2 separate regions of the Homo sapiens genome follow, and region 2 is linked to region 1. A link is a loop called in an ENCODE intact Hi-C map of the cell type or tissue named here. Cell type or tissue: CD4-positive, alpha-beta T cell. All regions are shown on one strand.

Evidence for each region. Peaks named below come from ENCODE experiments on the same cell type or tissue, not always from the same donor. Only the 100,000 strongest peaks of a DNase experiment are listed, where the experiment ranks them.
Region 2: it touches region 1 in a loop (4-fold over the local background); 15 of 110 quality-filtered maps call a loop at or near these places.

The regions. Positions count from the first base shown.
Region 1 is chr6:144,216,909-144,220,908 of GRCh38, reverse strand. No RefSeq gene overlaps it. Among named protein-coding and RNA genes, the nearest start is that of TRL-TAA1-1, 2.4 kb to the right of the region's middle. In CD4-positive, alpha-beta T cell, a CTCF peak has its summit at 1,650 (motif pointing right); DNase peaks (open chromatin) are centred at 1,618 and 2,248; H3K4me3 peaks cover 201 bases; H3K27ac peaks cover 522 bases.
Region 2 is chr6:143,938,407-143,942,406 of GRCh38, reverse strand. It overlaps PLAGL1 (PLAG1 like zinc finger 1), which reads left to right. Exons shown (of 8, transcript NM_001317162.2): 8 at 1-2,107. The coding sequence ends at 983. Among named protein-coding and RNA genes, the nearest start is that of HYMAI, 68 kb to the left of the region's middle. In CD4-positive, alpha-beta T cell, CTCF peaks have their summits at 87 (motif pointing left), 1,990 and 2,189 (motif pointing left); DNase peaks (open chromatin) are centred at 116 and 2,196.

The DNA of each region.
Region 1 (4,000 bases):
GGCGCACACCACCATACCTGGCTAATTTTTGTATTTTTCATAGAGATAGGATTTTACCATGTTGCACAGGCTGGTCTCGAATCCCTGGCCTCAAGTGATCCAACTACTTCGGCCTCCCAAAGTGCTGGAATTACACGCATGACCAGCTGCGCCCAGCCACACTGTTTATTTTAAAATGTTTAATGAAGTTGTTATTGAAAATAGTCACTCTGTGGTGTGATCGAATAGTATGTCTTATTCATTCTATTTTTTTTTTTTGGTACCCACAATAAAGGTTGTCACTCATGCTTTCCCTTCAATCTTTCTGCCACTGACTGATCCCACTCCTTCCCCATTTGGCCCTGCATGGTGTGGTGTGACTCCTGTGTCTAGGAATCTGCAACATAAGAATTGCTTCCTTCATGACAGTCATTTTTGTGTCCTGTCCTACTGTTCCTGATTAAAATAAATCCACAGTACATTTTAAAACACATACCCTGAATAAGGATTAATATGTGTACAACACACAAAATGAATTATGAATACTCAATGGATTTCAGGGTAGTTCACTTATTCAGCAGGTATTTGTTGAGTGCATGTAATGTACTGGAGACACTCTGCTGGACGAAGTTTTCATTTCAGTTCTGTAAGGACCCACTGCCGACCCTTGACTGGTGTGGCTAATGAGACAGTTCTGGCCCTGGCTGGCTTACATTCCACAGTCAGAGGTTGTCACTGCCCAATGCAGCCTGTTCACACTGGGACATCCACTTTTTGCTTCAGAGCCCTTAATATTGAGTTTGGCCTTTGCCACATACTAATCTACAACCTGGGATTCTGCCTCAATGTTATTTTCTTCTCAAATGATATAATAAACAACAAAAGAATCATTCTTCTCTGCCAGGCAGTCTGATAAATGGTTCAGAGGCATCAAAATCTATTTTGATGAAAATGAAACATAGGCTGGGCTGGTTCGCAATCACCCTTTATCCAGTAGCAGAGTAATGAGGCGATGCAAGGCACCTGGGATTATGTTCTCTGCCTCTTACACAATATCTTTGAACTAAACAGACTTATTAAAACATGGAGCATTACCATTTATCCCACTTGAACAATTAACATATGGGTGAGATTCATAGCATATATTGAATTTGTTCTTTAGCTAGCTGCAATTGTATTTGAAAGTAAAATGAAAAACAAGCAAAATAATTAAGGCTTCCAAATTCCAACTTCCTACTGAGGACCAAGAACGCTACTTGTTCAGGATCTCTCAAATTGGACATGACTTCTGTGTTTTAAAGCTGATGGCTAATCCAGATATCTATTATCCTTCAACTTCATAGCCAGATTTGGAATTGGAAAATGAACTGAAACAAACAAAGAAGATGCAGTGCAATAAAGCTTCTATTGATACAATGAAAATAATGTCTCGTGCAAGTTGTATCAGTGATTCAGGATTATTTTCAATGGCAGGTTTATCATTAATGATTACAAGAGAAAAAAGAAAGTCAATTTACTGGCTGACATAGATATAGCCTGAATCTGCTTCCAAACACAGTAACTGTGGAGCAAATTATCAGAATTCTATAGTCAGAACAAGGCAGACAGAATTTAACAAAAAATTTGCCTCAACTTAACCAGTAGGTGTCACTGCGTAAATACATTGGTAGCAGCTTTTCCTACAGAGATCTATGTAAAAGCCCAATAGAAAATAAACAATTTTGAATAACTTACAACTAGTTCAAACCCACAGAGAATGTTTATAAAGCCACACTGTTAATTTTTAATTCAAAGGATTGACTTAAGTTCTTTTTGTTAAAATAATTATTAGAAAATCATTATAAGTTTAGTGGCAGTATACAAATTTAATGATTCAAATTTAATTTAAACTAATGTAAATTTAATTCAAACTAAGTTAACGATTCAAATTTAACTTCAATATATTCGCTATGTTTTAAGAACTTTTGAAAATATATAAAGAATCTAATATAACAAATCTGCTTTTCAAGGAAAAAATCCTGGGCTTTTAAGGAGGAAGAGAAAGACTGAGCTCAGTCTAACTGGCTATTAACAGAATTAAACAATTTTTCCCCCAAAATATTTTCTACCAATTCAACATGCCCCCCATCCCAAGCCTATAAAGACAGACCAAGATTCTCTACATCGGTAGACACAGATACTTCCAAATGTAACACTTGTCAGGTTCCTTCTGTTGCAAATCCTTCAGGGCATCCTGGGCATCATACTTCACAGGGCCCCCAGATGGCTCCCACGTGGCTTACCCCACCTGTATCTGTCTCCCTCTCCCTCTTGCCCCTCCCTCATCCCTGCTTCTCTTCTTTCACCTCTCAACTAAAGCTGGCTCTCTGAGGAAGAGTCAGGCCTTCCCAAACCACTCCTTTAGCACCTTGGGCATAATTCATATTTTTTCATTACAAATGTGGCTTATTAAAATCTCTGTCTCTTGCTATCTGAGCTCACTGAGACAGAGGCCGGGTTATTTATCTGCACATCCCAAGTATCTAATAGTGAGTGGCTCAGAGCCTGTTCTCAGTTGCTGGCAGGATGTTTATTTCCAAAATATGTAGACACTCTTTTTCTCTTTCCTTTTTGAACAATTCAATTCTAAAGCCATTACATGAGCTTAAGCAATGTATAGATCTGCACTGGGGAGGCAGGAATTCAGGGAGTTACAAACATGGACAGGGAGACAAAATAGAACAAAGTCTATAGTGTTGGATCAGAATTGGAGGTATATATAAACTCCTTGATATACATAAAGATATATGAATAAATATAGATATATATTTATATAGATATACAAATAGATAAATATGCACACACACACACTCCTTAATTCTGTCTACCCAGAGGGCCTGGAAGTAGCAACACCTCAAAAGCAATGAGCACACCTAGCACTGAGACCTTGGTTTCTAGATACCATTCTCCACTAAAAGGAACCAAGGATCTTTAGAAAATGGCTGATTCTAGTACTGGGTCAGGAAAGCACAAGGTAAATCTGGACCATCTTGGAGTAGGAAGTAAGGAAGTGCTAAAGAATAATGCAGACAGGTCAAAAGTCAGCTTGAATGGGCTGTCACTGGCCCAATCTGAGACACTCTGAGCATCAAAATGAATGAATGGATTGTAACCATTAATTAAAATAGGGCACCATGGATACATACGTACATAACTTATAATTCCATAAATAATTGAATAAAATGAAAATTTGATAAGGCACCGGATATTACACAGCTTCAAAGCACTTCCCTCTAAAACAGGTACTAATCACAAAGGGAAAACAGTAACTTTACAGAGGAGAAGCCTGGCAGAGAAGCAGGCCACACGGAAATCATGCGACCTGAGAGGCTGCCGTGAGAACACTGCATGGCTTCTGTGGAAGTCCTGCTAAATAAACAGAGCCTGGATCTCATCAGGAGGAAACACCAGAAAACCTAGACTGACAAAGGGACATTCTACAAACCGGCTGGCTTGTCAGCAGAAGTGTCAAGATCATGAAAGTCAGCAGAGGCTGAGGAGCTGATCCACACGGAAGAAGCCGAAGGAGACAGGACAAGTAAATGCAACGCATCATTCTGAAGAGGAGCCTTTTGCTATAAAGAACATTCTTGCGACAACTGGTGACCGATTGCGCACCGAGGATTAGATGGTATTAAATCATCAATGTTAATTTCCTGATTTTAATAGTAGTACTTGGGCATCCACTAGGTATTTTACTTTTAAATGATTCAAGAGAGGAAAAAAAGTTATTTGCAGTGTACTTGCAACTTTTAAAAATTCTTAGATGGCTCTCATTAAACAAACAATTTTAAAGGGAGAAGAAGAAAAAAAAAACTTGACCACGCTGTATTTAAAAATTCTAAGCCGAACCCAAGTTGGAGTGCATTTTACATCTAGGATGATACAGTCTCCGCCTTCTAGGAGTTAATAGAAGAGTTGTGTGCACAAAATTAACATTGGCGGGGGAAAAAAAAGGGAGAGAGAGAGAAAGGGAAAAAAA
Region 2 (4,000 bases), 280 kb after region 1:
ACCACCTCAAAGCCCATGCGGAAGAGAAGCCCCCTAGCGGAACCAAGGAAAAGAAGCACCAGTGCGACCACTGTGAAAGATGCTTCTACACCCGGAAGGATGTGCGACGCCACCTGGTGGTCCACACAGGATGCAAGGACTTCCTGTGCCAGTTCTGTGCCCAGAGATTTGGGCGCAAGGATCACCTCACCCGGCATACCAAGAAGACCCACTCACAGGAGCTGATGAAAGAGAGCTTGCAGACCGGAGACCTTCTGAGCACCTTCCACACCATCTCGCCTTCATTCCAACTGAAGGCTGCTGCCTTGCCTCCTTTCCCTTTAGGAGCTTCTGCCCAGAACGGGCTTGCAAGTAGCTTGCCAGCTGAGGTCCATAGCCTCACCCTCAGTCCCCCAGAACAAGCCGCCCAGCCTATGCAGCCGCTGCCAGAGTCCCTGGCCTCCCTCCACCCCTCGGTATCCCCTGGCTCTCCTCCGCCACCCCTTCCCAATCACAAGTACAACACCACTTCTACCTCATACTCCCCACTTGCAAGCCTGCCCCTCAAAGCAGATACTAAAGGTTTTTGCAATATCAGTTTGTTTGAGGACTTGCCTCTGCAAGAGCCTCAGTCACCTCAAAAGCTCAACCCAGGTTTTGATCTGGCTAAGGGAAATGCTGGTAAAGTAAACCTGCCCAAGGAGCTGCCTGCAGATGCTGTGAACCTAACAATACCTGCCTCTCTGGACCTGTCCCCCCTGTTGGGCTTCTGGCAGCTGCCCCCTCCTGCTACCCAAAATACCTTTGGGAATAGCACTCTTGCCCTGGGGCCTGGGGAATCTTTGCCCCACAGGTTAAGCTGTCTGGGGCAGCAGCAGCAAGAACCCCCACTTGCCATGGGCACTGTGAGCCTGGGCCAGCTCCCCCTGCCCCCCATCCCTCATGTGTTCTCAGCTGGCACTGGCTCTGCCATCCTGCCTCATTTCCATCATGCATTCAGATAATTGATTTTTAAAGTGTATTTTTCGTATTCTGGAAGATGTTTTAAGAAGCATTTTAAATGTCAGTTACAATATGAGAAAGATTTGGAAAACGAGACTGGGACTATGGCTTATTCAGTGATGACTGGCTTGAGATGATAAGAGAATTCTCGAACTGCATGTATTGTGCCAATCTGTCCTGAGTGTTCATGCTTTGTACCAAATTTAATGAACGCGTGTTCTGTAATCAAACTGCAAATATTGTCATAACCAACATCCAAAATGACGGCTGCTATATATAAGTGTTTGTCATATGGAATTTAATCGTAAGCCATGATCATAATGTTAACTAAATAACTTTATGTGGCACTGCCTAGTAAGGGAACTATGGAAAGGTTTGGATTTCTCCAAATCTGGGAGAATTTTCAAAATAAGAAAATAACCTTTATATGATATACTATGACTAGGCTGTGTATTTCTTTTCAGGGATTTTTCTACCTTCAGGGTTGGATGTAGTTTAGTTACTATTACCATAGCCAACCTGTAGTTTTACATATACATTTTCTTGTGGAGCAATAGAGTTCTCCATTTTACAGAAGCATTTTAAATGTAGTTTGAATATTTTCCACAAGATGCTGCAATGTGAGTTATCACTTCATTTATCTTAAAGAAAGACTAAACTGGTTGTCAGTTACATCTGACAGAAAAAAAAAAAAAATCACTGTGTAACCAGGTTAAGTGGTAAAATAATCCAGGCGTCAGTCAAAGGCATTTTGCTGACTTTAATATTGATTATATTTTTAACAGGAATTTAAGAAAATATTACTGGAATTAAAAATATATATATATTAAACAAGAATTTTCTTTGCTCTGTCTAGCTTAAACTACTACTCAAGCTGCTTAAGTTCTTAAGTATTGTTTGTAATCACCAATAAATAAGTGCATTTGTAATTCATCAGTCATTATTAGCTTTTATTAAAAGAAGATTACGTTTTACAATGTAACTATAATCTCTTGAATTTGGTATCTTATTAATGAGTTTTAAAGATGTAAAACCTAACCTTTTTTAAAGCTCCATTGTCTTATGTTTTTAGAGGCTTTTCCGTAAACATATATCTTACATATAATAAACTTTTCAAATCTTGCAATTTGGCTTGATTAATTTTTCATACAGCTCCACCTGTGTCAACAACATGAACTACATACACTCAGATCAAGACAGAAAACACTTCCGGCTCCACCTGGCTCCCTCATGCCCCCTCCTGGTCATTACTTCCCCCACAGAAACCACTGTTTTGACCTCTACTGAGCATCTATTAGAAACTTCACTTTTTTTGAGTAAAATAATTATGACTTAAGATGGAAGCTTGTATGCGTCCATTAAATTCACAGCACTAAGAGCTTATTATTTCTAAAAATGCAATATTTAAATCATTCTATAATGTGACATAATTTATTTCTAATGTATAGATCAGAATACTATCCACCAGAGTTTAGTCTAACCTGGGCTACCATGATCCACTTTTACAACGGTGTTTACCATTAATTTCTAGCCAAATTAGAAATAAATGTACTTATTTCTTATTGGGATTTTCTCAAGGTATTATGCCCCTTAAATCTGACAGGCCTATTTCTGTTTGTTTTACTGCTAAATAGGGTGGGGATAGGTAGAGAAAGGGAAGACGAGTTTGTCTGTCTATCCAAGAAGCCCACTGGTCAAATGTGAGAAAACCTGACCCACTCACAGTCCTTAACAATGATGCTGATTGATGACCACTTAAGGGGCAAACAGCTACCCAGGATTGGAACTGAGAAGGAAATTTAATCTATGAGACCCAGCTGCCAGACAGACCTGGGTCTTTAAACTACAATGAAACCCGCGGGGAGGAAATGAGACAAAGTGATGTAAGTTATTCCGTTAGTAGGAGTCCACTGCTTGGGGACGTTTAAGTCAGTTCCCATATCCCCTCTTTGTTCTCAGAGGGAAAGCAATCTCCCAGAGCAAAAGGGGAAAGCTAAAACCTCCTGATATCCATTTATAGAAGCTTCCACAGATACTTTTACATGGCTTACTACTGTCTCCTGTGAGTTCCACAACACATACTTGATTTTCCTGAACACAGAACATAACATTTGGAGTTTAGTCCCCAAAATACAGATCATAAGAATTTCAGATATTCCGCATTACAAGTCAGGGTAGGCTGGGATTCTCCTACTTAAATTTGGACAGAAAGAAATGGTTTAATTGTTCTAATTAAAATTTTACGAGGTTAAGAAAAAGTTCTTGGATTTAAAATTATGAATTAAGTATAACTGACTCTACAAAAAGAGGTCTATTGACCCTTAAGATTGCAAAGAGGCTGGGCACAGTGGCTCATGCCAGTAATCCCAGCACTTTGGGAGGCCAAGGCAGGCAGATGGCTTGAGCTCAAGAGTTCAAGACTAGCCTGGCCAACAGTGAAACCCCATCTCCACAAAAAATATAAAAAATTAGCCGGTTGTGGTGGCGCAAGCCTGTGGTCCCAGCTACCCGGGAGGCTGAGGTGGGAGGTACTGCTTGAGCCAAGATCGCACCACTGCAGCCTGGGTGACAGAGTGAGATCTTGTGTCCAAAAAAAAAAAAAAAAAAAGACTGCAAAGAGAAGAGTCACTTCTCAACAGAGCTCTGTATAAATCAGTGCTAAAGAAATGATTAGATAGCTTCTGATTTGGCCATGATAAATAAATGGCTTGAGGCCACTGAGAACATTCTTCCCACAGGATGGAAGATTTTGGTAATCTTTTCTCTTCCACTTCAGTGTTTCCTCCCAGATATGGTCTGTGTGATTGGTATGTGTCAGACACTTCTACACAGTATATACATAAACATTTAAAACAAATATAATAGCTATAATTTAATACTTACTAGATACCAATATCAAAACTGAGATTTCACAGCTAGTATATAAAATGAAGCCAGTTAAAGAAAGATTTTCCTAGTAAGTAAATAATGTTAGTATTCCAATTACTAGTCTACTAAAAAGGTTCTAATATCAAAGCAA